3 separate regions of the Homo sapiens genome follow, and all the other regions are linked to region 1. A link is a loop called in an ENCODE intact Hi-C map of the cell type or tissue named here. Cell type or tissue: endothelial cell of umbilical vein. All regions are shown on one strand. Links, peaks and the distances in the headings refer to the core of each region. The heading gives the core; the rest is flanking DNA. Region 1 overlaps PFDN1 (prefoldin subunit 1). Region 2 has its middle 8.1 kb from the start of PFDN1. Region 3 has its middle 20 kb from the start of PFDN1.

Evidence for each region. Hi-C counts contacts between places; a loop is a spot of excess contacts. Peaks named below come from ENCODE experiments on the same cell type or tissue, not always from the same donor. Only the 100,000 strongest peaks of a DNase experiment are listed, where the experiment ranks them.
Region 2: a loop joins it to region 1, with 4 times the contacts of the local background. A loop is called at or near these places in 18 of 110 quality-filtered maps.
Region 3: a loop joins it to region 1, with 3 times the contacts of the local background. A loop is called at or near these places in 5 of 110 quality-filtered maps.

Annotation. Positions count from the first base shown.
Region 1 is chr5:140,242,190-140,252,829 of GRCh38, forward strand. PFDN1 (prefoldin subunit 1) reads right to left here. Exons shown (of 4, transcript NM_002622.5): 4 at 2,846-3,868. The coding sequence ends at 3,785. It overlaps CYSTM1 (cysteine rich transmembrane module containing 1), which reads left to right. Exons shown (of 3, transcript NM_032412.4): 3 at 1,116-1,600. The coding sequence ends at 1,222. Among named protein-coding and RNA genes, the nearest start is that of PFDN1, 56 kb to the right of the region's middle. RefSeq lists an enhancer at 1-389. In endothelial cell of umbilical vein, for the core only: a CTCF peak has its summit at 2,424 (motif pointing right); DNase peaks (open chromatin) are centred at 2,502, 3,282 and 4,362; H3K27ac peaks cover 3,248 bases.
Region 2 is chr5:140,305,854-140,316,493 of GRCh38, forward strand. No RefSeq gene overlaps it. Among named protein-coding and RNA genes, the nearest start is that of PFDN1, 8.1 kb to the left of the region's middle. In endothelial cell of umbilical vein, for the core only: no CTCF peak of the experiment used is centred there; DNase peaks (open chromatin) are centred at 5,238 and 6,398; H3K27ac peaks cover 4,088 bases.
Region 3 is chr5:140,318,052-140,328,691 of GRCh38, forward strand. No RefSeq gene overlaps it. Among named protein-coding and RNA genes, the nearest start is that of PFDN1, 20 kb to the left of the region's middle. RefSeq lists enhancers at 3,707-3,756, 3,787-3,856, 4,670-5,869. In endothelial cell of umbilical vein, for the core only: no CTCF peak of the experiment used is centred there; DNase peaks (open chromatin) are centred at 4,900 and 5,540; H3K27ac peaks cover 2,609 bases.

The DNA of each region.
Region 1 (10,640 bases), core at 2,010-7,009:
TGGACTAGGATTAAACCTGTGCCATAGGAGAAGGAAAAGGAACATGTCCGTGCAGTAGAGGGCAGCTGATACAACGGGAGGACCTGGAAAATCTCCCTACTAACCCACTCAGCGTGCCCTGTAATAGCAATGACACCAGGCTCCAGAGAGAGGCGCTGCCGAGAGAGGTCTAAAAACAGATACAAAACACAAGAAAACTGAAAGAAAACCCCTAAAGGACTGGCTTAATTGATAACATTCATGCATTCATGAACTTTGGAAAAGTGAAATGCTTACTGCTTATGAGTTTGATGACAGTGGTTGTTTTGAGATTTTCAGTGGCCACAGATTGACTAGCAGCCATTTAAAATATGTCCTTATGGGAAGAGAAGCTAATGCCGCAAATCAGCTAACAAGTAGTGGGTAGTTGGGGTCCTTCTTGACCTATGGATTTGTTTAGCACTCAGATCTCTCGATAGAGCACTTGGCCATGACAGGGCTCAGGTTTCCAGCTCCATTTGGAGGAAAAGTGAGCATGCTAGGCTCAGGAAGACACCACACAGGCTCCAGCCGCCCCATCCCACTCAGCCAGGTTTTCATCCCTGCCTTCCTTCATCGTTTATGTCAAGGTATAGAGGTTGGGGGCACATTCTGAAATTGTGTATTGCCCAGGAATGAAAAACCAGGGCTCTTGATTATTCTTTAAGGGTTTAAAGCCCCCCTTTAAAAGGAGATTTTAATTCCCTTTCCTCTGTTATTCTTGGGTGATGGGTCAGCTGTATCCCAAGAAATGACCCCCAGTTCCCCTCCAGGGGGGAAGACATGCTACCTGGTTTACAAACCAAGTAGGGTTGGCCAACTCTGGTTGCCTTGGCATGGGGCCATTCTGCAAGTTCTCTAGTACTTGTCCCTGTGAGGGTGAGGGCGTCCTGAGTCTGGAGTGGCAGGAGGGAGAAAGCAGCTGAGCTGAGCCACCCTCCTTCCATTCAGCAGCAGCAATGGCAGGAACACGGTTTCACCAGTCTGCTCAATAGTTTTCCCCTGGTGTAGCCTTCCTGTGGTCCTGGGAGGCTAACTTTGCAGGGCCTGGGGTTTGCACCAGTCCATTCTCACCCTCTTCCCTCTTCTCCCTCCAGTGTATGTGGTAGAAGACCAAAGAAGAGATGAGCTAGGACCATCCACCTGCCTCACAGCCTGCTGGACGGCTCTCTGTTGCTGCTGTCTCTGGGACATGCTCACCTGACCAGACCAGCCCAGCCGTCCTGTCCTGCCAGCTCTGCTGCCACCTCTGACAGGTGTGCCTGCCCCCATCTCTTCTGATTGCTGTTAACAAATGACTAGCTTTGCACAGACACCTCTACCTTCAGCACTATGGGATTCTAGATTAATGGGGGTTGCTACTGTTTAATTCAGTGACTTGATCTTTTTAATGTCCAAAATCCATTTCTTATTGATCTTTAAAGATGTGCTAAATGACTTTTTTGGCCAAAGGCTTAGTTGTGAAAAATATAATTTTTAAATTATACATTCAAGGTAGTGGCCAAATGTAACACATCAATCATGGAATGATTTCTCTGCTAACAGCCGCCTGTATGTTTCAATAAATTTGTCCAAAGCTCAACTGTCTGTCTAAATGATTCCAGGCCTAAGCTAAGCTACCTGGAGTCTGTGCTTGTCTCCTGGACTGTTACCATGTCTAACTAACTACTCATCTGCTCACTGAGGCTTATAAAATGTGGGTATCTATCTCAGCTAGTGGCCACCATCCAATGTATGACCAGCAGCCAATCTACCTTTTTATTCTGGTGGTGATGCAAACAGTGAGGGTGCTACAAAGGCGGCCAGTTCTGAGGGCCAGGTGTTCTCCAGCTGGGTCATGGGCTCCCGGCCAAGCTACTCTCCCCGTAGTCCCACTCAGAGATAGGCTCAGGGAGGAGCATTTGCCACATCTTGCACCTGCCTTTACCCAGAGCCTAGGAAAGGGCCTTTTGGTAACCAGGGGCTGCCCCTGGAGTGGCTTCCAGGCCTGCTCCCTGGAAACCCAGGAACCTACAATTACATGGGGCCAGCCAAGAGGTTTTCCTTTTTTTTTTTTTTTTTTTTTTTTTTGAGATGATGGAGTTTCACTCTTGTTGCCCAGGCTGGAGGACAATGGCGTGATCTCGGCTCACCACAACCTCCCCCTCCTGGGTTCAAGCAATTCTCCTGCCTCAGCCTCCTGAGTAGCTGGGATTACAGGCATGTACCACCAGGCCGGGCTAATTTTGTATTTTTAGTAGAGACAGGGTTTCTCCATGTTGGTCAGTCTGGTTGCGAACTCCCAACCTCAGTTGATCTGCCCGCCTCGGCCTCCCAAAATGCTGGGATTACAGGCGTGAGCCACCGCTCCTGGCTGAAGTTTTCCCTTCTGGATGTCCCCTCACCCCTCACCCCAGCTCGTCAGCCGTGCCACTCATCTCATATTTGGCCACAGGGTGGCGCCAGGCTGCCATAGCAGCAAGTCCGATTTTCCTCCATCAGCTGGCCCGCCCAGCCCAGCCAGCCCGAGAAGCCGCAGCTGACAGCTAGCTCCCTGCCGACTCTGCCTTCCCTCCGAAGCAGTGGACGTGCTGATAAATGTTTACCGGTGCTCTCTTTAAAAAAAAAAAAAAAGCCATGTTTTGTTGCATGTCCTGTGTCTTATTTCTGATGTCCTGTGTCTTATTTCTGTGGTGTACGTGTTCTCACCATGCCATGGCTGATTTCAAGTTACCAATGTGATGTCACTGACTGGAGCTGGGAAGGGCAGCACAGGACCTGACATCATGTGGGATTTCTACCACCCAGACACAACAGAGCCAACCTCACAGATCACAGTCAGTGCACAGATAGAGCACAGATCGTGGTCAAATGTAGTAATTAGGGATGCATTTTGAATATTTATTGTCCTTGTTTTTAACATAATTTGCAAATTTACATAATTATAATGGCTGTGTTTGACAACTGGCTTGCAACAAAATTCTTGAAAATTGAATAATTGGCCCACCTGGGCTGGGATGAGCCAGCTGGATCACACCGTTGCCCCCTCAGCCTCTAGGAGGCCTCAGGATTATGGCGTCCATCTTATGATATTGGCCAAAAGGAGACAGTCTTGGAGGTGCTGCTTACTGTTGAACTTCCTTTTGGAATGTATGGGAGAAGGCAGGGAAAGGAATCTTTAGGCAGACTGCCATCCAGGGACTGCTATTCTGTTCACTGAGATTCAGCTGTGAACATCTGTTCTTTCTTCCTCTTCTGTCTACTGCATGCAGGCCCGGAAGCTGAGCGTTAGTCAAAGGTACAGGAAGGGAAAAGAGAAGAGGGCAAGGCCCATCCCCCAAGAAAGGAAGGGCTCTGATGCAGAGGGAGCAGGAGCTGAGGTGGAGACGGCCACTGCCTCTCTCACCCTCTGTTCCATCCCTCTGCTCAAGAAAACCAGGCTTAGCAGAGTGGGACAGACGCTTTTTATTGGTCTGGCTGGCGTGCCTAGTGGAAAGCTCAGGCAGAGCTTCCTATCTTGCCCTGGCTCCCATCTTCCCTCTCCTGGGAGTTCATCACACATCCCGAGAGGGAAGAGTGTCCTGGGCAGAGGTGGCAGGCAAAGCCGGGTAAAAACTCCAGGGCTGGGAAGCAAATGGGGCTCAGGGTGATGCAGAAAATGTGATGTTGCCAGGCCATCCAAATAAAGCATCCATCGGGGCAGAGGAGAAGCTGTTTCCCTGCAGACACTCCTCTGCCCCCACCAGGAATGGGAGGGGCAGGAGGAAGAGCTTCCCAGAGAGGCTCCCTACTGGGCCCTTCGTGCCATCAGCATCTCCCGGATGTTGTCCTCAGCTTCCTTAACGCTTCGCTCCAGGTAGGACTTTTTCTGCTGCAATATGAGAGACAGACAAAGGTTAGGACCAGAGTGAATGGGCCGGGCTGGAAGACACAGCTTTGATGTCCAATGGTTATGGCTTTTCCTTTGTGACAGGCAACTTTCAGGAGTATACTGCAAGCCAGGTACACACACCTGCCCACAGTGCTCCCCTCACCTCCGAACCATGGGTGATCACGGGCAGGCAGCAGGGAGAAGATGGCTTTGGTAGAAGCAAAAGTGCTCTGTGGAGGACAGGCAGTAGCACTCTTCCCCCAGAAGGAAGAAGACTCTAAAAAACAGGCGTCTCAGTACATGAAGTTATCCCAGACAGACAAAGGCCAGGAAATTCCAGGACAAAGCTCCTGTCCGTAACAGACTATCTCCTCTCAAGGTTTTCCATGGCCTGGGCCAGGCGTCTGTAGCCACTGCAGCTATAAAATGGATGGTGCACGCTCTGCCCTGTCCAGCAGGAATATGGGCTGCTGTGAGGGCTGTGGGGCTGTCTCGCATCGCACTGAGTGGGTGAGTCAGAAGGCAATCTGCTTTTCTAATGAGACTGCTGCCTGCCAGGAATCTGGGACACTAAAACACTGAGGAAAGCAGACCTTTTGGAGGCTTACCTTCTACTCCATCTGGGTCCTAAATTAAAAATCTCGGCTTAGACAAAGAACTTTCACTACTTTCAGGAGCCAAGATTTCAAAGATTAGTCAAAGGAAATGATGTCTGTACATTATTTGCCCTGTGCTCACCCCAGAAGTATGGTGGTTTTACCAGTGGTCCTTGCCCCGAGGACATAGTTGTGGCTGTATTCCCAGTTAACAGACATGAAATGAAGCCTCCGTTTTAGAGGAATACTATTCATGTCCTGAGGGAATACTCAAAATTATCACCTCCCAGGGCATATGTGACTGAGCCACACTGGAACCAGTAATACAGTCACCAGGCAGCCCAGGCCCTTCTCTCACCTCCACCCCCTTCACCCAAGCACCTGTTGATTCTGTTCCACCCATTAAAGTGCCCACAGGACTCAGGGAAGCAGGGAGAGTTTAGGGCAGAGGACAAGTGAGCTCTCTGTCCAATTAATTAGTTGTTTGTATGTTTTATTTATTTTTGAGACAAGGTCTCAGCTCAGAGTGCAATGGTGCAATCACGGTTCACTGTAGCCTCTACCTCCCACCTCAGCCCAAGTAGCTGGGACTCTAGGTGCACTGGGACTATAGATGTGTACCACCATGCCCGGCTAATTTTTTTTTTTTTTTTGTAGAAATGAGAAACTTCAATTTTTTATTTTTTGTATTGCCCAGGCTGATCTCAAACTCCTGGACCCAAGCGATCCTCCCTCCTCGGTCTCCCAAAGTGCTGGCATTACAGGCGTGAGCCACCGCGCTTAGCTATTTATTAAATGATACATATAGAGGCTTTTTCCTACAGAAGCCAAATGTGGCATACACAAATCTTTATCAGTTCTTCCGTGAACCTCTGATTCCTGTCTGTCCTCTCCTTGCTTCAAATTTCCTTAAGGCTAGAAAGAACCCTCTTTACTCATCTCCCATCTGTCCTAAGTTGCAGAGAATTCCTTGGAACACAACAGGAGCTCCATAAAAACTCATGGCCAGACACAGTGGCTCATGCCTATAATCCCAACACTTTGGGAGGCCAAGGCGGGCAGATCACCTGAGGCCAGGAGTTTAAGACCAGCCTGGCCAACATGGCAAAACCCTGTCTCTACAAAAAAATTAGACAGGTGTGGTGGGGGCACCTGTAATCCCAGCTACTTAGGGGCTGAGGCAGGAGAATCACTTGAACCCAGGAGGCGGAGGCTGCAGTGAGCCAAGGCCATGCCATCGCACTCCAGCCTGGGCAACAAGAGCAAAACTCCAACTCATGGTGACCATGATAACCATTCAATCCAATGCCTGCAAATGCATACTGCTGCTAAGGAATTTTAATTACATTGCTAAACCAAATACAGTCCTATCACTGTGATATCAGAGTGGGAATTTAAACTTCCTTTGATAAACAACTCTTTTTTTTTTTTTTGAGACGGAATCTCGCACTGTTGCCCAGGCTGGAGTGCAATGGCGCCATCTCGGCTCACTGCAACCTCCGCCTCCCGGGTTCACACGATTCTCCCGCCTCAGCCTCCCAAGTAGTTGGGATTACAGGCACACACCACCACGCTGGCTAATTTTTTCTATTTTTAGTAGAGATGGGGTTTCACTGTGTTAGCCAAGCTGGTCTCAAACTCCTGACCTCGTGATCTGCCCGCCTCGGCCTCCCAAAGTGTTGGGATTACAGGGGTGAGCCACCGTGCCAGGCCGATAAACAACTCTTAGACTTTAACTGTGGTGAGCTGAAAAAAGGCAAATACTAGTAAGCCCTGACACACACTAAAGAATGTATGTCCACTGGGTGTCACAAAGAGGGGAGCAATAGCTCGGTGCCATACACCACCTGGGCACCCTGTGGACCCCATGTGAATGCAGGGGAAAGGCGAATGGAATAAGCCCACTTCTCCTCCTACAAAAGTCCGCCAGGGCCCAGGGACTCTGGTCTGTTGCATTCAATCTCTGCCAACTTGCTGCCACAGCTGGCAAAACCATCAACTTGGAACATCAGCAAGAGCTCTTCTGCCCTCCCACCCAGACTCCCCAGCCAAACTCAGGCTATACCTCTCAGCTTTAAAAATTCCTTCTTCTGTAAAATCTCTGCTTTCTAACACTTTGATGAATTTTACCACTGCATATCCTAAAGTCTTCAGGTTTCCAAACAATGATGCAAATTAACATATCTATCTATATTTTTGTTTTGTTTCTAGAAATGGGGTCTTGTTATATTGCCCAGGCTGGCCTCAAACTCCTGGGCTCCAGCAATCCTCTTGCCTTAGAGGCATGTGCCACGATACTGCCTTCATCTTTAAATTTTTAATTAGTTTAAATAAACGTAGTAGACATTTCTTAAAAGAAAAAATTCCAACAGGACAGGACATCCCTAACATAGTGGACCTTTCTAACTGTATTTCAATAATTCCTGTCTCAGTCCCCAAGCATATTTAAGCCCAGAAGACTCTCATCATAATCAAACCCAGAACAAGGCACCTGTTGTGGGTTGAACTGAATTTGACAAAAAGATATGCTGAAGTTCTAATCTCTGGTAATTTGGAAAGAGGATCTTTGCAGATGTAACTAAGTTAAGATGAGATCATATTATATTAGGGTGGGCCCTGAATCCAATCATTAGTGTCCAAACAAGATGCTGTGAAGACCAATTCGTGGTAGCTTCAAATACAAGTAGAAAACCAAGTAGAAAACCAACACAATACCTGAAATGAGGGATGCCCCCAGACACCAATTCTACCACAATTATTTGGGGATAAGTATGATCCTAGCTTATAAAGTTTTAAGGGCAGTTACCCAGGCCTCTGCAATTCAGTATGGTCAGAGGCGTGGCAGGATTGGTCCTGTGAGTGCAGAAGAACCTTGGGAGGCCTCTGTCTCCACGGGTGTCTTAGTCTGTTTGTGTTGCTCTAAAGGAATACCTGAGGCTGGGTAATTTATGAAGAAAAGAGGTTTGTTTGGCCCACAGGTCTGCAGGCTATACAAGCATGGTGCAGCATCTGCTTCTGGAGAGGGTTTCTGGCTGCTTGCATTCGTGGTGGAAGGCGAAGGGGAGCCACCTGTACAGAAATCATGTGGCCAGAGAGGAAATGAGAGAGGAGGTGCCAGGCTCTTTTCAACAGCCAGTCAGTGAAGAAACAAAGCATGAGAACTCACTCCCATGAGAATGGTACCAAGCCATACACAAGAAACCCGCCCCCATAATCCAAACATCTCCCACCAGGCCCCACCTTCAACACTGGGGATCAAATTTTTTTGCGGGGGTTGGGGGGGTCTGGGGGTACCAAATTTCAACATGAGACCTGCCAGGGGGCAAAGAAACCCTATGCACACCACAGCAGGGGCATCCTTCATTTCCAGTGCGGTGCTGTGCTCTTGGGTAAGGGCACTAACCCCATTTAAAGGGCTCTGCCCTCATGACCTACTCATCTCCCAAATGGCCACACCTCCTAACACCATCATCTCAGGAGTTAGGATTTCAACAAAGACTTTAGGGAGAAACAACTATTCACACCACAGTACTTTTCAACTTCCAAGAAGCCATGCATGCATGGTCTTGGTTTCAGCTAAATCTCCGACCTCACCTCCAACAACTCTTCCCCGTCACTCCTTCAGCTCCAGTCACACAGGCCTCCCATGCTGCTCCTCCAATCCACCAGGTATGTTCCTGCCTGGCCTTTGCCCTTCGCTGTGCTCTCCATGTAGAAGTTCTCTTCCCCAGATATTCACATTACTCATCCCCTCACTTCCTTCAGGGCTTTCTCAAATGTTACCTTATCTGCGAGGCCTTCTTGAGTACATGCTGCCCAATACTCCCTATTCTCCTCACCTTGACTCTTCTCCAGAGCTCTTTCCACCACAGGAAGGAGAAACTGTCTGGCTTCCCTTATGAGACGGAAAGGTCCACAAGGGCAGGACTTTGTTCTGTCACCTGATACGGTCCTACCGTCTAGAAGAATGGCTGGCACATAATAGGAATTTAATGTTTGTTGAATAAAGTGCTTTAGTGTGGGAAATGACGCCTTACTGATGTACACACACTTTTTAGTTTTCCCTCCCAACTTGAATAATCAAGGAACGCCCAACAGAAGAAGCAAAGGCAGAAAATGACCATTTTCCTTCAAGGTGGTTTTCAGCTTTCGGCATTGCCCTCTCACCCCCTGCCCCTGGATATACACAGATTTAAAACTCCAACCTATCACTACAAACAATGTCAAGTATTTGAGGTAATGAATATGTTAACTAGCTTGATTTAATTATTCTACATTATATTCTTTTTATTTTTTTTTGAAACAGGGTCTTGCTCTGTTGCCTAAGGTAGAGTGCAATGGCATGATCTAGGCTCACTGCAAACTCTGCCTCCCAGGTTTAAGCAATTCTCCCATCTCAGCCTCCCGAGTAGCTGAGGATTACAGGTGAGTACCACCACACCCAGCTAATTTTTCTATCTTTAGTAGAGACGGGGTTTCACCATGTTGGCCAGGCTGGTCTCGAACTCCTGGCCTCAAATGATCCACCTGCCTCAGCCTCCCAAAGTGCTGGGATTACAGATGTGAACTACTGCACCCAGCCCACATTATATTTATAAATCATAATACTTTTACCCCATAAATCTATACAATTATGAATTACTGATTTATAATAAAATAAATAAATAATAAAACTCAAACGTTACAGATCCCAGTGGGGGCTTTGGATCTGGCCTTGCTTCCACAAACAGAACACGCCCTAACAGGCCTTAATGCTTTATCAGGTCAACTTGCAAAACTAAAAAACAAACCACCCCAATTTCCCATGTCCTGGACTCTGAAATCCTTGAGGAACTGCTCTATCCGATGTCAGCCTCAGGGCTGCTAGGAGTGACATTTGAAATCCACACTTACTACCAGCAGTCCTGGGAGGGCATCTGCTGATCTCACTGTAGCATCTTTCTGTCTTGCCGAGCAATTTCCCTCAGAATGCTTTCACAAGGGAAGTCTCTAGTGGCATCAAACCACAAAGCTCTGGGTGCAGCGACATTCTTGTGGGCCCTTGCCGTGATGACAAACTCTGAGATTTCCTGTGGGGCTCAGCATGGCCAGGGAAATGACATTGTTGGAGTTATTGCTCATCGGCCTGAGGTTCTTTTTTCCAGGAGTCAGACTGAGGGGCTGGTGTTTCATTCTCATCCTCTTACCAAGGAAAGAGGCTCCAGTCCCTAGAACTTTTCTGACATGACACAATCTCTCAAATAGACTCCTGAGGTAATACATCTTGTGACGCTATCACTACAGACTTTTTTCTTTTCTTAGGAACTTTGTCTCCAGCTCTCCTTCTCTAAATTAGTTTTTTTTTTCTTTCTTTCTTTCTTTCCTGTTTATCCTGCCTTGGGGTATTGAAAAGAGTTTTCTCCTCTCTGTCCCTCTATTTTCCCATTTGTAAGATGAGGATTTGGGCAATACCAGTGCATCCCTCCACCCCCACCCCACTCCCATTTCTACTTTAGCCACACGACACTTTCTTCACATGAACTCTTGCCTTAAAGACTAAACAAACAAAACAGGTTAAATGGAGCTCAGAGGAGAGGGGAGACATACTATGGATGTATACGGATATGTACTTTTATCTGAATAAAAATAGCCCTGCTGGCTCATCTCCTGCCCTCCAATCCAGGCATCGGAGGCAACACACAAGGCAGACTTAGGTTCCCTTCTGTTCCTGATATTCTGTGAGAGCTAAGTCCTCAGAGACCCTCTGCTGGGAGTCACGGTTTCTGACCCTGAGTGTGACCTGCCTTGGTCACATACTTCTCTCTTGTGTAAAATCCACAGCTTCCAGCTCCTGGACACCACCACCAACTTCAAGCTCTACTATTAATCAAAAAAACTGAAGGCAATGGCCATCTTTTCGCTGTCTCTACCATGACTTCCAAATTAAAAACCCAAAGCCTCACTAATTCTCGTGTTCGCTCACTGGCAGATCTGTAAAATGGTCAGAGGGTACCAACTGCCCACAATGGGGATGTTTGGCAAGAGGCCAAGAACTCACTGAGGGCTGAAGAAGCATGTTTTGATGGGGGACAAGGTTGGTAGAAGGCAGGGGAAACAAGACAAAAACAGAAAAAAAGGCAACAAGAGGACACAATCAGAGAAGGCAGGATGGAAAATGGGACAGCATGGCCACGGCT
Region 2 (10,640 bases), core at 3,843-8,842, 65 kb after region 1:
ACAGGTGCATGTCACCACCTGGCTACTTTTCGTATTTCTTGTAAAGATGGGGTTTCACCATGTTGGCCAGGCTGGTCTTGAACTCCTGACCCCAGGTGATCCACCTGCCTCAGCCTCTCAAAGTGCTGGGATTACAGGCATGAGCCACTGCACCCAGCCTAATTTCCTTCATGATAAAGGAAATCCTTCAGTAGGTTCTTTTAGTAAGAATGTCTGATAAGTAAATTCTCTTCATCTTTGTTTTACAGGTTGAATTGTGCCCCCCACAAAAGATATGTTGAAGTCCTAACTCCCAGTACCTCAGAATGTGACCCTATTTGAAAGTAGGGTTTTGGGACAGGCGTGGTGGCTCATACCTATAATCCTAGCAGTTTGGGAGACTGAGGCGGGAGGATTCTTTGAGCCCATGAGTTTGAGACCAGCCTGGACAATAGGGCGAGACCTCATCTCTACAAAAAATAAAAAAAATTAACCGAGTGTGGTGGCAGTTATCTATATTCCCAGTTACTTGGGAGGCTGCAATAGGTGCATTGCTTGAGCCCAGGAAATTGAGGCTCCAGTAAGCTATGATCTACCACTGCACTCCCACCTGGGTGACAGAGCAAAGCCATGTCTCAAAAAATAAAAAGAAAGGGAGAAAGGAAGGAAGGAAGGAAGGAAGGAAATGGAGTTTTTACAGAGGTAATCAAGTTAAATGAGGTTATTAGAGTGGGCCCTAATGCAATATGACTGATGTCTTTATAAAAAGGGGAACTTTGGACACATACAGACACACACACAAGGAGGACTATGTGAACAGACATAAGGAGAAAGCCACATCAAACCTGGGGCTATCAGGCCAGGCGTGGTGGCTCACGCCTGTAATCCCAGCACTTTGGGAGGCCAAGGCAGGCAGATCACCTGAGGTCGGGAGTTCAAGACCAGCCTGACCAACATGGAGAAGCCCCGTCTCTACCAAAAATACAAAATTAGCGGGGCGTAGTGGTGCATGCCTGTAATCCCAGCTACCCAGGAGGCTGAGGCAGGAGAATTGCTTGAACCTGGGCGGTGGAGGTTGCAGTGAGCCGAGATTGTGCCATTGCACTCCAGCCTGGGCAACAAGAGCAAAACTCTGTCTCAAAAAAACCATCTGGGGCTATCAGAAACTGGAAAAGGCAAGAAGGATTCTTCTCTTTCGGGTTTCAGATAAAACATGGCTTTGCCAACACCTTGATTTTGGACTTCTAGCCCCCAGAACTGAGACAATAAATTTGTGTTGTTTTAAGCCACCCAGTTTGTGGTACTTTGTTGTGGCAGCCCTAGAAAATGCTCTGTGTATATCTAAAAATGTACATCAGGCCAGGTGTGGTGGCTCATGCCTGGAATCCCAGCACTTTAGGAGGCCAAGGCAGAAGCATTGCTTGAGGCCAGGAGTTGAACAAGACCAGCCTGGACAACATAGTAAGACCCCATTGCTACAAAAATTTTTAAAAATTATCCAGGTGTGGCACACCTCTGTAGTCCCAGCTACTTGAGAGGCTGAGGCAGAGAATAGCTTGAGCCCAGGAGTTCAAGGTTGCAGTGAGCTATGATCTGCCACTGCACTCTAGCCAGGGTGACAGAGCAACACCCTGTCTCAAAAAAAATGTTTTTTGTTTTTTTTTTTTTTGAGACGGAGTCTCACTCTTTCACCCAGGCTGGACTGCAGTGGTGCTATCTCGGCTCACTGCAAGCTCCACCTCCCGGGTTCATGCCATTCTCCTGCCTCAGCCTCCCAAGTAGCTGGGACTACAGGCGCCCGCCACCGTGCCCAGCTAATTTTTTGTATTTTTAGTAGAGACGGGGTTTCACCGTGTTAGCCAAGATGGTCTCAATCTCCTGACCTCGTGATCCGCCTGCCTCGGCCTCCCAAAGTGCTGGGATTACAGGCGTGAGCCACCACGCCTGGCCAAAAAATATGTATATTTTTTTAAATAAATAAATGCATATCTAAAAGGTTCACCCTTATTTTTGAATGACAGCTTAGCTATATATAGAACTATAGGTTGACAATTATTATTGAAGGCATTTTTCCATAGTTTTCTGATTTTATATACTGATAAAAAGTCCTCTGTCAGGCTGCTTTTCATTTCTTTGTTAGAAATCTGTCTTTTCTCTGGTATATTTTAAGATTCACTTTGTCTTTGGGTTTTGCCCTTCTACTTTGATGTGTGTGTTTGTGTTTGTGTGTGTGTTTGTAGATTAAAAATATATACCTAAAAATTCACCTAAACCTTTATCTTAAAATGTATATTCTAAAAATCTTTCTTACTTGGTACATAGTATGCTTCTTCTTTTTTCTTTTTTTCTTTTTAATTTTTATAATAGAGATGGAGGGGGGTGTCTCACTCTGTTGCCCAGCTGGTCTCGAACTCCTGGCTTCAAGCAATCCACCTGCCTCATCTTCCCAAAGTGCTGGGATTATAGGCATTAGCCACCATGCCTGGACCATAGTATGCTTCTTTAATCTAAGGATTTATGTCAGTTCTAGAAAATGTTCAACCAGTATCTCATGCAACATTGGCTCTCATTTCTCCTTGTAGAACTCTCATTAGAAGTATGTGGAAGTATCCACATCTCTCAACCTCTATTTTACACTTACTATTTCCCTGTGCTAAACCTTAGGTTTCTACAACACTCTCCACCAACTTACTAATTTTCTTTTCAACTATGTCTCGTTTACCATTTAAAGCATCCATTAGTATTTTATTTCAGTAACCATAATCCTATTTTTAAAGACACGGGGTGTTGCTCTGTTGTCCAGCTTGGAGTGCAGTGTTGTGATCAATCATAGCTCACTACATAGTGAGAACACATCTCTACAGAAATAAAAATAGAAAATTGGCCAGGCGCGTTGGCTCATGCCTGTAATCCCAGCACTTTGGGAGGCCAAGGCAGGTGGATCACAAGGTCAGGAGTTCGAGACCAGCCTGACTAACATGGTGAAATCCCGTCTGTACTAAAAATACAAAAATTAGCTGGGCATGGTGGTGCACGCCTGTAATCCCAGCTACTCAGGAGGCTGAGGCAGGAGAATCACTTGAACCCGGGAGGTGGAGTTTGCAGTGAGCCGAGATTGCACCACTGCACTTTAGCCTGGGCGACAGAGTGAGACTCCATCTCAAAAATAAAATAAAATGAAATATTAGCCAGGCATGGTGGTATGCACCTAGCTACTCAAAAAGCTGAGGTATGAAAATCACTTGAGCCCAGGAGTTCAAGGTTACATTGAGCTATGATTGCACCACTATACTCTAACTTGGGCAACAGAGCAAGACTCTGTCTCCAAAATTTAAAAAAAAATAAATAAAAATAAAATGACAGGAAGAGACTGTGTTTGAAAGCTCTGAAGGGCTTGCAGTCCTTGGATACTTGCCCCAAAAATAAACATGATGTGCTTGCTTTATTATTGTGATAGAAAAAAACAAACTTCACACTCAAGTCTTCACTATTACAAGGATGTACTCCTGAAGCTCAGCCAGTCCACGGTTGTGGACTCTAAAATAGTGATCTCCCATTATCCCTCAGATCTACTTAATAATGCTCAATATATTTTTGTATTCAGTCAACAAAGATTTATCAAATATCTGCTAGGCACTGTTCTAGGCCCTTGAGATATAGCAATAATAACAGACAAACTCCCTGACCTCATGGAGCATCCATTCCATGGAGGGTAAGGTGAACAATAAACATACAAAATAAGAGCAGATATCAGTAAGTATTATTAAGGAAGAAAACAGCAACATGGTTAGAGACTGACTGGGTGGAGACCATTTAGGTGTGTGAAGTTCTCTGGGTGGCCATAACATTTGAGATGAGACCTAAAAAATGAATGAAAATGAACCAAACATGCAAAGAGCTTGGGAAAGAACATTCCAGACAAAAAGAATAAATAGCAAGAGCAAAGGGTTTAAGGTGGTCACAGACTTCACATATCTGAAGAATGAAAACGAAGAAGCCAGCATGAATTAGTAGGAAGAATGGTAGAAGATGACATTGGAGAGGTGAACCAGGGGCCAAACCGTGAAAGGCCTTGTAAGCTACAGTCAGCATTGGAATGTTATTCTGAGTGTGATTGGAAGCCACCGGAGTGATTTCAAGCAGGAGAATGATATGATCCCATTTGAAAGGGAACATTGTGGGTTCTAGGTGAGAATGGATTGGGGAGAGCAAGAGTGGAAGGAGGAGGACCAGTTAGGAGACTACTGCAGTAGTCCAAGAGAGAGACAGTGGTAGTCTGGATGAGGATGATAGCAGTGGAGACAGGGAGAAGTAGATGGATTCAGGTCAAGATTACTGAACTTGATGAAGGGATGGGTATGTGTTGAGAGGAGCAATGAAAGAAAGAAAGGCATCAAAGATGACTTCCAATTTCCAAAAAAGTATGCCGAGCAAAATAGACCAGACAAAATAGAGTAACATACTATAGTAACATACTACAGGTTATAGGAAATGCAAACAAATCCAAACAGATAAAAAATCAGTGGAAATACAAAAATTAGCCAAGTGTAATGGTGCATAACTGTGGGGCAAGCTACTTCAGAGGCCAAGGCAGCAGGATCACCTGAGCCTAAGAGGTTGAGGCTGCCATGAGCCGTGATCATGCCACTGCACTCCAGCCTGAGTGACAGAGCAAGACCCTGTCTCAAAAGAAAAGAAAAGAAAAGAAAAGAAAAGATTAGTGGTTGCCTGATAGGAGCAAGCAATGGGATCAGGGACTGGGAAGCAGAAAGAAGGAAGCAATTACAAAAGAGAATGAGGTAACTTTTATGGTGACGAATGCATTTATTATCTTGATGGCAGAGATGGTTTCCTGGGTGGGACATTATTAAATTGTACACTTTAATATATTCAGTTTACTGTATGTCAGGTATGCCTCAATAAAACTGTTTTTTCAAAAAGACTCCCAGCTTTTTGACCTGAACAAACTAGTTGAATGTTAATGTCTTTTACTGAGACAGGAAAGTTAATTTTTGTAATATAGTCTGTAAGCAGTCTCAAGGCTGCTCCACAGGAATAATAAGAATAATCCTTCCACTTGTGAATAGACTGTATAAGTGAGAATGTAGGTTCAGCTGCTATAGCAGAGATCCAAAATAGCAGTGGCTAAAATAAGATAGAAGCTTGTTTCTCTCTACTATACTCAACTAGGCATAAGCAGTCTAGGGCAAGTATGTGAGTCCCACAGTGCCAAAGTTCCCAGGCTCCTTCTATCTTATCCGTAAGATCCAAGATGACTCATCACTACCATGTTCATAGTCTAGCTGAAAAGACAGAAAAAAAGGGGGAGGCTCACACTTTCCCTTTAAAGGCATATCCCAGAAGTTGTGAGCATGGTTCTATTCACACCCCATTGACCCAAACAGAATTGTGGCCACTCCTGATTGCGAGAGATACCAGGACATTTATTATTACAGGCAACTGTGCGCCCATTTAAATATCAACAAATATCACGAAAGGGGAGTAGAGGACAGATATTCAAGGGAAATTAGCAGTTTTTGACATAAGTTTTCAGCTGACGAAGCTATTTCTCATTCATCATATCATTTCATCTTCACAACTTTGTGACATGGATAGACCCTAAGAGTTCATTCAGTTTGAGGGGAAGTTTAGAAGGGTGGTTAAGAGTATGCGCTTTAGAGTTTCAAATCCCATCTCCACCATTTACTAGCTGTGACATCCAAGGAAAACTGCTTAACTTCTCAGAGCTTCAGTCTCTTCAGTTGTAAAATGGAGGTAATAACAGTACCCGTTTCATAGGTTTTTATGAGGAATAAATGTGATAATGAATGCACAGTTCCAGGCATACAGTTGCACCTATGCTTACATTGTCTGTTATTACGTATCAAGTATTTGGGACCTACAGATAAATAAAAGAGCAATTCACAGTATAGTGGCAGGGGTGGGGGGTCACAGATAAATGAACAGAAAGTGACAAAATAATATGACAATTCTGCCACAAGGAAGACAATACCAGGAGCCAGACGAGCACAGGGGAGGGGCCTCTAACCCAGAAATCTTACAAGAAAAATAGGCGTATATGGCAAAGAAGGGAGAAAGGATATTCCTAGAAGAAGCCAAGACACCACAGCAAGTGAAAGCCTGGTGCCTTCAGCGAAACGCAAGTTGTCTGGCATTGCTGGAGCAGGGGAGCATGTTAACTAAGAGGAGAGGCAGAGTGGCAGATTAGGGTCAGTGGCAGAGGAACCTTTGCAGGTGACACACTTGCCAAGAAACTCTCAGCTACTCCTTCCTGCTGACCAAGTAAGTTCAGGGCTGGGACCTTACTAGGGAGAAAAGGAGCTTCCACCGTGCCTACCAAATGAAGCAGTCATAGGAAACACTGCAGGGAGAGGAAGTGAGTCGTTAGCAGGAACTGATGGTGGCTTTTCCCAGGCACCTTGCCACGTCTGATTCAATCTGTTTATGCAAAGTCCAAAGAAAGTGAATAGTTTTGATCAATCCTGATGATTTAAACCTGCGTAAGAGATGAAGCTGGGTAACAGAGCATAACAAAGACTGGATTATTTATCTTGTTGCTCATCAGAGAAAGTGGGGCCTGCCAGAGGTGAGAGCCAAAAGCAGAGACTCTCCCAAAAATAGGAAAAGAATAAAATTAGGAAACCAAAAGCCTAGGGGAGAATCCATGCCTCTGTCACTCCAGCTCACTAAGCTGAAAAAGTTCATGGTCCTTTAGAACAGGAAGAAGAATACAATGGGGTTGGGTTGAAATCTGGACAAACTCCACATACATTTATAAATAGGCACCAAAAAACACTGGTGCAGAGGAATGTTTTTCCATCTTTAGAGCCATACCTAGGACAAGGTGATTAAGGCTTTTCCCCAGGGCACCTACCTTAGCAGCCCCAGATGTTTTTAAATAAAGGTTTTCAAAATTGTGAGAAACTAAAAAAGTTAATATTGTTCTTTTTATAAATTAGAAGAATATGAGTAAAAGTAGCACCCAGTAAGCAAAAAAGTTACTTAAAATAGACAGCCCCAGATCACCACCTTATTGCTAAATCTCGCATGTAGCCACGGGCAACTCCAGGCCTACAGTTGACCAGTTCAACCTCCACAGTGGAAAGAGACAATGTCTTTCTCCTTTAGGGTTTCAGGAAGAGTTCCAGGATTGGATTTCCCTGGCATAGCTTGCGTCACATGCCCGTCTCCGAAATAATCACAAGGCCCAGAGGCCTGGACTGCTCTGATTCGGCAGGTGCAGGTCATATGGCCATTCCAGGAAGGTTAGGGGGTATCATCCTTATCCAAAAAGGACATAGACTGAGGGTAAGCGAAAGGTATCCTCTTGCCAAAAGAGAACAGTATAACTATCAAAGGAAGAGGTACTAGATGTCACAAAGAGAAAAAAAAAATAGATGTTCATTTTATACATTAGCTGCCAAAATTTCAACTTTTTTGAATTTGTCTTCTAATGAATAGGTCAATTCCATTTCATTGAGTACATGAACTTCATGATGGTGACCCCCTAGTCTTCCCCATATAGCAGTGGTCAGGGACCTCAAGAAGGCAACCTTGCTTTGCAATGAAATTCTTGGATCACTGGATGTGGAGTGTCCCATCAAAAAGGGCTGAACCCCAGACTTAATGTTTTTGCCTTTTCTAGATGAGAAACACTAAGGATTTTCTCTGTTTCATTCAAGACAAATTGTAGCAGTCACTGTTGAGAAGAGGTTGAAGTTATCTTTTTTTTTTTTTTGGAGACAGTGTCTCACTTTGTCATCCAGGCTGGAGTGCAGTGGTGTGAACACAGCTCACTGAAGCCTTGACCTCCTCGGCCCCAAGTAATCCTCCCCTCTCAGTCCCCCAAAAGTTGCTGGGGCTATAGGCATGCACCACTGCACCCGGCTAATTTTTGTATTTTTTTATAGAGATAGGGTTGTACCATGTTGCCAAGGCTGGAAAGTTGCCACTTCTTTTTGTCCCCTTAGCTAAGGTCAAATGCCTCTGCATGGGTTTGAGAAGATGGCGAAGCTTGGCTGACTGTGGGTAAGTAGTCTCCATGATCTCATAAGTCTTTGTGGGGTTTTTTGTTTGTTTGTTTTGAGACAGAGTCTCACTCTGTCATCCAGGCTGGAGTGCAGTGGCGTGATCTTGGCTCACTGCAACCTCTGCCTGCTGGGCTCAAACAATTCTCCTGCCTCAGCCTCCTGAGTAGCTAGTACTACAGGCACTCAGGTTTTGCCATGTTGGCCAGGCTGGTCTCGAACTCCTGACCTCAAGTGCTCCGCCCGCCTCAGCCTCCCAAAGTGCTGGGATTACAGGCATGAGCCACTGAGCCCGGCCAAGTCTTTGTGTTTCTAACCACAGTGATTAGTAGAAAATATAAGAGGTCACTAGCAGGAATACTTATTCTGGAACATCAGAATCTTAGGGCAGAAGGCCATGAAGAATCAGGGAACAAATTCTTCAAGGAACTCCATTAGTCCATATATTTGCCACACATCTCCACTGTGTTCTGCCATCTGAAGTATGGGGTCCTGTATAAAAATTCCACAAAATGGCCGGGTACAGTGGCTCACGGAGGCTGAAGCAGGAGAATGGCTTGAACCCGGGAGGCGGAGCTTGCAGTGAGCCGAGATGGCGCCACTGCACTCCAGCCTGGGCGACAGAGTGAGACTCCGTCTCAAAAAAAAAAAAAAAAAAAAATCCAGAAAATAGGCCGGGTGCGGTGGCTCACGCCTGTAATCCCATTACTTTGGGAGGCCGAGGCAGGTGGATCACGAGTTCAGGAGATCGAGACCATCCTGGCCAACATGGTGAAACCCCGTTTCTACTAAAAATACAAAAAAATTAGCCAGGTGTGGTGGGCGCGCCTGTCATCCCAGCTACTCAGGAGGCTGAGGCAGGAGAATCGCTTGAACCAGGGAGTCAGGGGTTGCAGTGAGCCAAGATGACGCCACTGCACTCCAGCCTCGGCGACAGAGCGAGACTCTGTCTCAAAAAAAAAAAAAAAAAAAAAAAAATTCTAGAAAATAATTCTAGACTCAGAGAGCTGGAATGGGTTGTTGGGTTCTTCCAGGCTATCCTCACTTTACAGAGAAAAATGAAGCTTATAAAGGAAGAAGGGCTTTGCCACGGTCACAGCAAATTGGTGTTAAGGCTAAGACTAGAACACAGGAGTCACAGATTCTCTTCCAGAGTTCCTTCCATTCTACCCTGTGGCCTCTCTTGGGTGGATTCAGCAAGACTACTGGGTCCCAAAACAGGAGACAAATTTGGAGTCAGGAGGCTCCATTTTTCTTGGGAATATGAGATTCCATTTTGTAGCCACTTATCGTTGGTTGCACTCAAATGTGTGGATCTTGAAAAGGGCTATGGGCCGGGCGCAGTGGTTCACGCCTGTAATCCCAGCACTTTGGGAGGCGGAGACGGGCAGATCACCTAAGGTCAGGAGTTTGAGACCAGCTTGACCAACATGGAGAAACCCTGTCTCCACTAAAAATACAAAATGAGCCAGACATGGTGGCGCGTGCCTGTAATCCCAGCTACTTGGGAGGCTGAGGCAGGAGAATCGCTTAAACTCAGAAGGTGGAAGTTGCAGTGAGCCGAGATCACGCCATTACACTCCAGCCTGGGTAACAAGAGCAAAACTCCGTCTCAAAAAAAAAAAAAAGAAAGAAAAGGGCCTCAACCCCTGAGCACAAAGAGAAGATGAGGTAGAAAAAGCCCCAGGACTCTGCTTCCCAGGGGCAAGACAAACTTGGTGTTCCTTCTGACTTGGCCTATCCATTGGGAATTCTAGGTACTTCGTAGATACCATAGGATGTCTATGATGTCCTTGGCAGTGTATGCTAAATGTTGTGTCTGCCAGGTATTTTTCTGGATCAGGATGAACATAATCTCCTCAGCATCTCAAAGGGGCCCCAAACTCTCAATAGGTTAAGAACCACTACTCTAGGCTGGGCACAGAGGCTGAGGTGGGAGGATCACTTGAGTCCAGGAGTTCAAGACCAGCCTGGGCAACATGGCAAAACCCTGCCTCTAAAAAATTTTTAAATTAGCCAGGCATAGTGGTGCGGGGCCTGTAGTCCCAGCTATTCAGAAGGCTGAGGTGGGAGAATCACCTGAGCCCAGGAGGTTGAGGCCGCAGTGAGCCATGATTATGCCACTGCATTCCAGCCTGGGCGACAGAGTAAGACCCTGTCCTCACCCCCCACCAAAAACAAAAACTAAACCAAAAAACCCCCAAGAAACACTAATCTAAAGTGACACTTCCAAACTTGGCTTATTATTAAAATTACCAGAAGAGATTTAAAAGCACTGATACCTGGGCCCTTCCTACTGGAGAGGTGGATTCAGTGGATATGTGTTGGGGCCCAGAGAATCTGCACTTTTTAGAAGCTCGCCAAGCTTAGAAACTGCAGCTCTAGAAGAAAATATTAATGAAATTAATTAATGAAAATATTAATGAAGTTAATATTAATTAATTTTCTTTATTATTTTCCCTAGAAGGGAGAAGAAAAAATTACCTCAGCACTTGGCACTTTAAAGCCATTCTGATGTAAACACTTCAGGTGTTTATGGTAAAGATAAAATTAGAATTCCTGGTAAAGAGAGGGCGCTGAAACCCAACAAGCCATAAATAAAACAATAGAATT
Region 3 (10,640 bases), core at 2,951-7,950, 77 kb after region 1:
TGGGCTGGGCATCCGGGAAGTCCTTGATGAGCACTTTCTGATGCTCGACTAACCTGACTCATCTGACTGTTGGCTCCCTTGCAATTCCATTCTCAAACTCTACCAGTCTGAAGCCTGCCAGTGCCATTTCAAGTTGTTACTCTTCCAATAAAGACTAGCATTTTATTCAAAACCTCTAGTCTGGAGAGATGCACTTCACTTGAGCCTTATTGCAGATTCTCATTTCTTTTAGCACTTATCTAAAAAACGGGGATAATAATGCCAAGCTTCCAGGGCTGTTGTGATAATTAAATGAGATCTTCCATAAATGGAGACAGTTGTTCGTTTCCCCACCCCCTTCAGCAAAGAGAGTATCAGTGTCTGTTTTGCTAAAAAAGAAAAGAGGTCTCTGCATGGGGTGCAGGGTCAGAAAGATACTGGGATTTTTTTTTTTTATTTTTATTTATTTATTTATTTATTTATTTTTGAGGTGGAGTCTGGCCCTGTCGCCTGGGCTGGAGTGCAGCGGCGCAATCTCAGCTCACTGCAACCTCTGCCTCCCAGGTTCAGGCTGTTATTGTGCCTCAGCTTCCCGAGTAGCTGGGATTACAGGCATGTGGCACCATGCCTGGCTAATTTTTGTATTTTTAGTAGAGACAGGGTTTCACCATGTTGGCCAGGATGGTCTCAAATTCCTGACCTCAGGTGATCTGCCCACCTTGGCCTCCTAAGGTGCTGGGATTATAGGCGTGAGCCACCACACCCGGCCAGGCAGATAACTTTCAATTGTGACCCCAGTTCAAACATTATTGAGACAGTGAGGTGAGAATCAATAATAAAGTCAAAAATTGCCCTCTTTGAACAATGACCTGAAATACAATGGCTGCATATCAAAGAAGCTGCTGAGTGACACACCCTCAGGACAAATAGAGGCTTCCGCACAGGCCATATGTATCTGTCCCTGCCTGCCCATCTGTTTCATCTTGCAGTGCTCCCTCCACTCCCTCTAGGCCCCAGCCACGCTGAACTTTATTACTCCACGCACTTTTTTGATGCCAGGCCTTTGCATATGCTCTTCCATCTGCCTGTCACCTACTCATCCATAACTCTAGGCTTAAATATCTCTTCCCAGGATGAGTGCAGTGGCTCATGCCTGTAATTCTGGTGCTTTGGGAGGCCCAGGCGGGAAGACTGCTTGAGGCCAACAGTTCAAGACCAGCCTGAACCACACAGCAAGACTCCGTCTCTACAAACAAATAAACACATAAAAATTTAAAAATCTCTTCCCCAGGAACACCCACCCCCCTTGACTTCCTGAGCCAGATTAGGTCACTATGCCACAGGTGAACCTAGGTCACCTATGTTCTTCCCTTTTCACTCATTACAGATGTAGACTCCCAAAGGGCCTTCATTCAACCATTCATTTATCTGACAATTCTTTCCAGAGTTCCTACTATGTGCTAGGCATTATTCTGGGTGCTAGGGATACAGTGGTAGACAAGATAAGACACAGATTCTACCTATGAAACTTACATTCTAGTAGGAAAAGCAGACAATACACAAATAAACTAATACAGGAACCGCAGGTTCATTCACTGCTGCATTTCCAGAATGGGCCCCAACACATAGCAGATACTCAACAAGTGCTTATTGAGGAGAAGGAAAGGAAAGTGAGGGTGAATGGCAGCCAATCTGAAGGAAGAGACAGGAGTGGCCAGTGTCAGAGCCAACAAACTAACTACCGTGGAATCATTTCACCCTAGAGGTTTGCTCAACTTGCAGGAGGGACTAAAATGGGTTGAGGCCTATCCTGTCCTGTTGGTCTCCAATAAGGAAGGGGAGGAAGTGGCTTACCTTCACTTCTGTCTGTCCTGTATCTGTGTAAACACCTACAAATAGGGACAAATGAATGAGTGCAAGCCCTGGACTCATCAAGTGATCTTATCCACTCCTGTGCCTTCCAGTGTTAGAGACTGGATAGTTGGTTGCAAAACACATTTCCTCTTTCTCATGGGTGCCCAGCTAGGCTACACTTCCCTACTTCTCTTATAGTTAGATGTGACCACATGATGAGATTTTATTGGTGGAATATGGATGGAAGTGATAGACTCTCCCATGTGTGGTCCTCCATGCCCTTATGCCCTTTCCCCATCACAGTGACCCTGGAAGCTGTGTAATATAAATGGCAGATGTCGGGTGCAGTGGCTCATGCCTGTAATCCCAGCATATTGGGAGGCCGAGGTGGGCAGATCACTGGAGGCCAGAAGTTCGAGAGCAGCCTGGCCAACACGGCGAAACCCCGTCTCTACTAAAAATATAAAAATTAGCCAAGTATGGTGGCACACACCTGTGATCCCAGCTACTCAGGAGGCTGAGGCACGAGAATCACTTGAACCCAGGAGGCAGAGGTTGCAGTGAGCTATGATCATACCACTGCACTCCAGTTTGGGCAATAGAGCTAGACCCTGTCTCAAAAAAAAAAAAAAAAAAAGATGGCAGACACAAAAGCTGGAAGGACCTGGTTCCTGAACCCCACTTGGAGAAGAGTTGCTCACTTATTAGGAACACCAGTTTGGGATTTTACCTGAGTGAGAAATAACCTACTGTGCTAGGCCATCGAGGCTGGGGAATTTTCTGTTAGAGCAGCTAGCATCATTCTTTTTTTTTTTTTTTTTTTTTTTTTTTTAAGACAGGGTCTCTTGGCTGGGGGCAGTGGCTCACGCCTGTAATCCTAACACTTTAGGAAGTCGAGGTGCACAGATCACCTGAGGTCAGGAGTTTGAGACCAGCCTGATCAACATGACAAAACCCCGTCTCTACTAAAAAATACAAAAATTAGCCAGGCATGGTGGCGTGCACCTGTAATACCAGCTACTTGGGAGGCTGAGGCAGGAGAATCTCTGGAACCCAGGATGCAGAGGTCACAGTGAGCTGAGATCATGTCACTGCACTCCAGCCTGGGTGACAGAGCGAGACTCTGTCTCAAATAAATTAATTAATTAATTAATTAATTCAGGGACTCACTCTGTTGCCCAGGATGGAGTGCAGTGGTGTGATCACGGCTCGCGGCAGGCTTGACCTCCTGCGGCTCAAGCGGTCCTCTCACCTCAGCCAGGACACCACAGGCACATGCCATCATACTCAGCTAATTTTTGTACTTTTTGTAGATACAAGGTTTCATTATGTTGCCCAGACTGCTCTCAAACTCCTGGTTTCCACCTGCCTCGGCCTCCCAAAGCGTTGGGATTACAGGAGTGAGTAACCATGCCTGGCCACCTTGATGATACACTTGCTTATTCTCTCCAGGCCAATGACCTCACTCAAGCCTGAGCCTTCCCCTGGGGTCCAGACTCAGCTCCACACCCATGCACTGGATATCCCTACTGACATGGTGGTCATGCCTTCAGACTTAGAGTGGCCAAAACTGGACTTGCTACTTTCACCCGCACCAGCTTCTCCTTCTCCAGTGTGGCCCATCTCAGTAAGATGGCACCACTTTCCACCCAGGCGTGCAAGCCTAAAACTCAGAGCCACCTTGGGCCCTTTTCCCTTTCTCTCATCCTCCACATATCTCCTCCATAGATCTTGAATTCATATCTTCTCTTCTTCTCCACTGCTGCTACCATCAGTGCCTAAATACCACCACAGTCTCCAGCTAACCCATCTCCCTGCTTGATTATAGCTACCCTTCAAGCCCATTCTCCAGCTGGAGTCATCCACCCCAAAACAGATCCAAGCATGCCACCCCTACCCACACTCACTTTAACACTCAGGGCTGGCTCCCTACCGCCCTGAGGATTCAGTTCAAGCTCCTTGGCACAGTCTCAAAGGCCTTGCATGATCTGGCCTGGCCTGTCTCTGCAGCCTCTTCCGCTGACCCCAAGCCAGCTGTGTACACTCTTGTCACACCAGTTAGGTTCCTCATTCACATCATCCTCCCTCTGCACTCTGGCTGTTCCCCTGGCCTAGAATACTTCAACCCCCATTCTTTACTTGCATCACAACTGCTCATCCTTCAGGCCTCAGCTTGATTTTCACTTCCTCCAAGAAGTGACCTCCCTGACCCTTGGACCAGGTCAGCCAACTTGGCACCTCCTATTGCCCAACACAACTCTCTTGACATTTGATTCTTGTGACTTAATTGTCTATTTTTCCTATTCAAGTGCAAGTTCCCGGAGGGCAGGGCCTCGGTCCTGTTCACCCTTGTGTTCTTAGCCTCCAGAAAAAAGGAGGAATCCCCGTATGTCTGTTAAATGAGTATGCGTGAGCAGTACACTCACTCAATAATTACCAACTTAGTGATATCCGTGCTATTCAATGACAGCAAACAGGTAATTCTGAGTTTGTCTGCCATCTGAGTCAAAGCAATTTGCCCCCATTTTTTTTTTTTTTTTGAGATGGAGTCTCTCCCTGTCGTCCTGGCTGGAGTGCAATGGTGGGATATCAGCTCACTGCAACCTCCGCCCCTCGAGTTCAAGCGATTCTCCTGCCTCAGCCTCCTGAGTAGCTGGAGTTACAGGTGCGCGCCACCACGCCCAGGTTAATTTTTTTTGTGTCTTTAGTAGAGACGGGGTTTCAACATGTTGCCCAGGCTGGTCTTGAACTCCTGACCTCATGATCCCCCCACCTCGGCCTCCCAAAGTGCTGGGATTACAGGTGTGAGCCACCAGGCCCGATCTGCCCCCATTTATTAATGAGGAGACAGATCCCCAAGGGAGCAAGTGATCTGCCCCAGGGAGGCAGGAGGTGAAGCAGTCACAGGGCTCTGGCAATGACCACACCACCCCTCTTCTCCCTCTGCTTCTAACTTTTCTTGTTTCTGAGGTCCAGGCGGAAATGTAATGTCATGACACATTGGGGGATTTCTTTCCTCCCCTACATTTTTCTGATGTGACTCCAGCTTGGGGGGTTGGGGGAACACAAGCCCCAGGAGGAGGGAGGCGGGTGGTGGGGAGGTTAGCAGTCACATTCCTCAGCAGCCTCTGTTTTCATAGCTCAGAGAAAGAAGAAAGAAGTTAGCAAGCTCTGGCAGACACACTGGGCATTCAGCTCCTGTTCTGGCAGCTGCAGGGGCTGGGCTGAGCACGCGCTCTGCCAAGGCCAGGGCGGCAGACACTCTCTCCAATCTCAGGCTGCCAAGATGAGGTGGAGGGGGTCAGGGCCTCTGTCTAAGATGGGGGTTCACAGAAAGAGACCCCTTCTTTCTGCTCAGGCTGGCAGCCAGTTGGCCATGAGCCATGTGTGGGAGAAGGGGAGCAGAGGGAGGCAGTGTCAGGGCCTCAGTGCAAATCCTTCCAGGTTGGAAGGCTGGTGTGGGCATCAGACAGCCCAGGGGGCTATCTCAGCTCCTCCTCCACCCTGGAGATGTTGGAGGGACAACCTCTAGGCAGATGTCCCCACCCGGCTGCTGGGGCCACTGCTGTCACATTCCAGAGGGGGCTGAGAGCCACAGAGCATGGATTGAGAACGAGCTCACCATGGAAACCAGGCTTCCTAGGAAAAGGTCACATATTTGATGTGGCTGTCATCCAGGCACCTTAAATGCCACACTGTTCCTGTTTTCTTGAGCACGCTGCCAGCAGAGAAGGCCTGAGACAATGGGGTTGGCAGTTGACCTGTTTGCCTGGTTTTAGACAGGCCCCTATCACGGTTTCCCCTTCTCAGCAAAACTCAGTGCTGTTTTTACATTGCCTGACCCCAACGTGTACCCATGTGGGCAGCCCTGCAGGCCAACCCTTGAGTCTGGCAAAGACCCACTGTGCCAAAAATCTAGAAAAGGAGGTGCAAACAAGACCCATGATGGTAAAAACTGGCAAAGCTTGTTAAGAATAGTAAAAGCTTTCGGGTATGAGTACTTACTCCATGCTGCCAGACACTGTGATAAATGCTTTACAGGCACTGTAATCTCCACAAAAAAAACCTTAATAAAAAAATTGAGGCTTTGAGAGGTTAAATAACTTATCTGAGATTATTATATAACCAGAAAATGGCATGACGAGGATTCAAACCCAGGCTTGTCTGATCTAGAGCCTGAAACTTTCACCTCTACTCTATTTCACTCATCCATTTATTCATGCACTCATTCATTTATTCAATTGTCCATCCATCCATGCATGCATCAAACATTTAGGGAAAGCCTCTGGTGTGCTGACACAGTGTGTAAAAGGACACACTCCACAACCTCCAAGAGTTCACAGTGGGAGAAATGGATGAGTAAACAATGACAATATGCGGTGTGATGAAAGCCATGGGAGAGGAGCAGCAAAGCTGCTATGGGAAGAGGACTCCTTTTCCTTGCATTGTCCAAGGCTCAGAGGTGTGAGAGCACAGGGGAGGAGAAACTAACCCAGCTGGGACAGGGGTGGGCAGCAGACTTTCTCCGGAAGGTGTCCAAACACACACCTGTAAAAGGGGTTGAACTTGGGTCACACTTCTCAGGCCTGGAGTTCCAGGGGTTGGATTTACATCCACAGGCAGGAGAGAACACTTACTCTCAAATGGACCCGATCAGGCCCCCCTTACCAAGCACAATGCTTCCCAGGGACGCCCAACTGACCAAGTACCACCGACAAAATAGAAAGAAGTCAGGCTTTCCTAGAGAACCCTGGGTGAGTACATGGTTTACACAGCTGTCCTTAACCCAGACTCTAGTGGCATGAAGAAAGAACAAGCTAGCTTCTTCCTCCTTTCACACTCCCATTGAAGACTGCCCACTGTCAAAAGCTAGAGGACAGTAGAAATAAAATTACTGCCTTAGTATAAGGAAACCAACCCAGTGACTTCTAGGTTGGGCAAGAAAATTAGGGTTGGGGAAAAGGGTGACTTAATTCCTCCCGTCTGTCTGGTTCCTACACCCACATCATATGTCTTTGGGGAAGCCTCCCACACAGGCTGTGATCCACCAACTATAGCACTCCAGCCCTGAAAGGAGCCCTTTTCCTTACATGCCCTGTTGGTTAGTAATAGCCAAGATGCTGGGTGGGAAGAAGGGAGAGAGAGAGGGAGGGAGGAAGGGATATTCTCTGAAGAGCAAGAGGGCAGCTGGCTTCTTTCACAGCTGTGTGGGTGGCAGTGAGCTAAGAGGTCCCTGTTCTCTTCTCCATCAATCAAGGGGGCAATCAAGAAAAAATGTGCAGTTTAAAAAGTTCAAAAAGAAAAATCAAACCACAACAACCTCCAAATTATATTAATTTGGTGATGGCCTGACACTCTGGAAACCAATCATGGGAAGGGGCAACCCTCACTTCCTCCTGCTCTTGGATGACGTTAGCCCTTTTTCTTTTTCTGGGGTTGGTCTCCATGGAGCAACACAGTCTGGCCTGGGTTCCTCACCACAGCAAGGAGGAAAACACAGAACTTTGTTCTCTCCTCTCTGGATAATGGTGGCCAGGATAGAAGTTCATGGGCAATGAGAAGCCTGGGCCCTCCTGCACAAGGTTGGCATCAAGCAAAATTGCATTAGCTAATAAAATAGTATCCTTGTGCAAGTTATTTCACCCCGCTGAGCCTCAGGGCCCTCCTCATTAAACTGGGAAAATAATACTACCTACCCTCCTGATGCCCTTATTTATTCCTGTCTTCAGGTCCTTTTTATTTACCTCTTCTGCCTTTTTTTTTTTTTTTGAAACAGGGTGTCGCTCTGTCACCCAGGCTGGAATGCAATGGCACAATCACAGCTCACTACAGCCTTGAACTCCTGATCTCAAGCAATCTTCCCACCTCAGCCTCCCACATAGCTGGGACCACAGGCATGTGCCACCACACCTGGCTAAGTTTTTTTCTTTTTAAAAATGATTTGTAGAGATGAGGAGATGAGGTCCCCCCTCCTGCCTCGAACTTGCAAAGTGCTGGGATTACAGGCATGGGTCACCATGCTCAGCCTCTTCTACCTCTTTTTTCTCCTCTTTGCATCCCCCTTTCTTGCACTGCCTTCTCGGTAGTCCCCTCCACCCCATATGGACTTAAATAATTCTTGATTTTCATGGCCCCTGTGAACTTGCTTCTTCCCCCATTCCTTCCCATTTTAATAGTGCCATCGTATACCCAGTTTCTCAGACTAGAATCTAAGAAGTCATCCTTGATTACCTTCTTCCCCACAACACATACATTTAATCCATTAGCATGTCTTACAGGTGATTCCTCCAAAACATATCCCGAATCTGACCATTTCCCACCCTCTGCTACCACCCTAATTCTGGCTACCATCGCCACTTGCCTAGATAACTCCAAAGTTCTCCTAACTGGTCTTGTTATTTATTTAGTTTTTAGAGATGGGGTTTTGCTATGTGGCCCAGGCTGGTCTGAAACTCCTGGGCTCAAGCAATCCTCTGGCCTCAGCCTCCCAAATTGCTGAGATTACAGGCATGCCATCTGCCATCATGCCCAGCTCCTTGTCTTGCTTCTTTTACTTTTGCCCCTTAGAACCTGTTCTCTGCATAGAAGAGTCATATTTCTGAAACATATAAATTAAATTATATCACTCTCCTACTCAAAACACTGCATGGGCTTCCAAATTGTTTGTCATGGCCTACAAAGCCCCATATGGTCCTTGCCTTGCATCTTCAACCTCTGATGACTGTGCTGCAGCTGCAGGGGCTCCCTTCTGTCCCTCACACATGCTTTGCTTTTTTTTTTTTTTTTTTCTGAGACGGAGTTTTGCGCTTGTTGCCCAGGCTGGAGTGCAATGGCGCGATCTTGGCTCACCGCAACCTCCACCTCCCAGGTTCAAGCAATTCTCCTGCCTCAGCCTTCCCAAGTAGCTGGGATTATAGGCATGTGCCACCAAGCCCGGCTAATTTTGTGTTTTTAGTAGAGATGGGGTTTCTCCATGTGGGCCAGGCTGGTCTCGAACTCCCGACCTCAGGAGATCCACTCACCTCGGCCTCCCAAAGTGCCGGGCTTACAGGCATGAGCCACTGCGCCTGGCGTTTTGCTTATTTTTGTCTCAGGGCCTTCACCTGCATGATCCCTTCCTGTCTCGGTTCAGATGGTACCTCCTCAGAGAGAGCTTCCTTGAGGCACCTACATAAATGAATTCTGTACCCACCTACTCTTGAGCACACCACTGGTGTGTGTGTATGTGCATGTTACTTATTTCTGAAACTGTCCTGTTTCTTTATCTATGCATGTATTATTGGTCCATGCCGTGTGTTGTCCGTGGTTCTTCTCCAGTGACAAGAATAGTACTTGCGGCCAGGCGCAGTGGCTCATGCCTATAATCCCAGCACTTTGAGAGGCTGAGGAGGGAAGATTGCTTGAGCCCAGGAGTTCAGGACCAGCCTGGGCAACATAGTGAGACCCTGTCTCTACAAAAAAATACAAAAATTAGCCGGGGGTAATGGTGTGTTCCTGCAGTCCCAGCTACTCAGGAGGATTGCTCGAGTCCAGGAGGTCGCAGCTATAATGAGCTGTGATCACACCACTGCACTGCACTGCAGCCAGGGTGACAGAGTGAGACCCTGTCTCAGAAAAACAAAACAAAACAAAACAAAAAAAGAATAGTTCTTGGCACATTATCAGTACCCAGTGAATTTTTTGGGTGAATAAATTAATGTCCTTGCTCCAAAATCACTTCTCTTTCTTTTCTCTGTCAAAATGCCCTCTCCTTCAGAGCATGGATCTCATTCGGAAGGTGATAGGGAGACCTCCACAAACATTTGCTGAATGAATGAAGCTGAAATGAATTACACCATCAAAGAATGCCAGCCTCTTAATGCATAGCTATTCCCAGGAGGATTAGCATTCTCAAACAGGAAGCTTGAATTTCAGGCACTGTTGACAAAGGGAAGAATTTCAGGGCAGCCGAGTTGAAGTGATATTTTTGTACAGAGTTGCTGTTCCATGGCTTCTTAAATCCAGAGATACTTATTAAGACCCTTTAGGGCTCCTTTGAAACTGAAGTTGACATTAAAATATGAAACAGTGATAGAAAAGGATTGTTTGTTTATAAGGAAAGAATTGTAGACTGGGAATCAGAAGCCTGGGTTTTAATCCTAGATGTGAGACTACAGTAAGTAATTAGCTCCTTGGACAGGTCGCTTAAGATAACCAACATTAACTGAGTATCTAGCTCATGCCTGGCCCTGAGCTAGGCACTTTACTCACACATATAATTTTTATTTTTCTGAGACAGGATTTCACTCCCTTGTCCAGGCTGGAGTGCAGTGTTGCAATCACGGTTCACTGCAGCCTCGACCTCCCAGGCTCAAGCCATCCTCCCACCTCAATAACCCAAGTAGCTGGGACTTACAGGTGCTTTCCACCAAGCCTGTCTAGCTTTTGCATTTTTTGTAGAGAGGGGTTTTTCCATGTTGCCCAAGCTGGTCTCAAACTCCTGAGCTCAAGCCATCCGCCTGCCTTGGCCTTCCAAAGTGCTGGGATTACAGGCATGAGCTACTGTGCCCAGGCACACATAAAATTTTTGCAACTCTTTAAGGTAAATATTTTTAGTGTCTCTATTTTATAGACAGGGAGACAGGTTCAGAGAGGTTAGGTGTCACGTGTGAGGGCACTTCCCTGATAACAGTGGGAGCTGGATTCAGCCACACGTTTAGGTCAGTCTGCATTCCTGTTTTCTTCCACTTCCCCCTGACAAGACCTCTTGGGCCACCTTTCAGGAATCTGTTAACTGGGGGCAACAGAAGAAACTCTTTTTTTTTTGA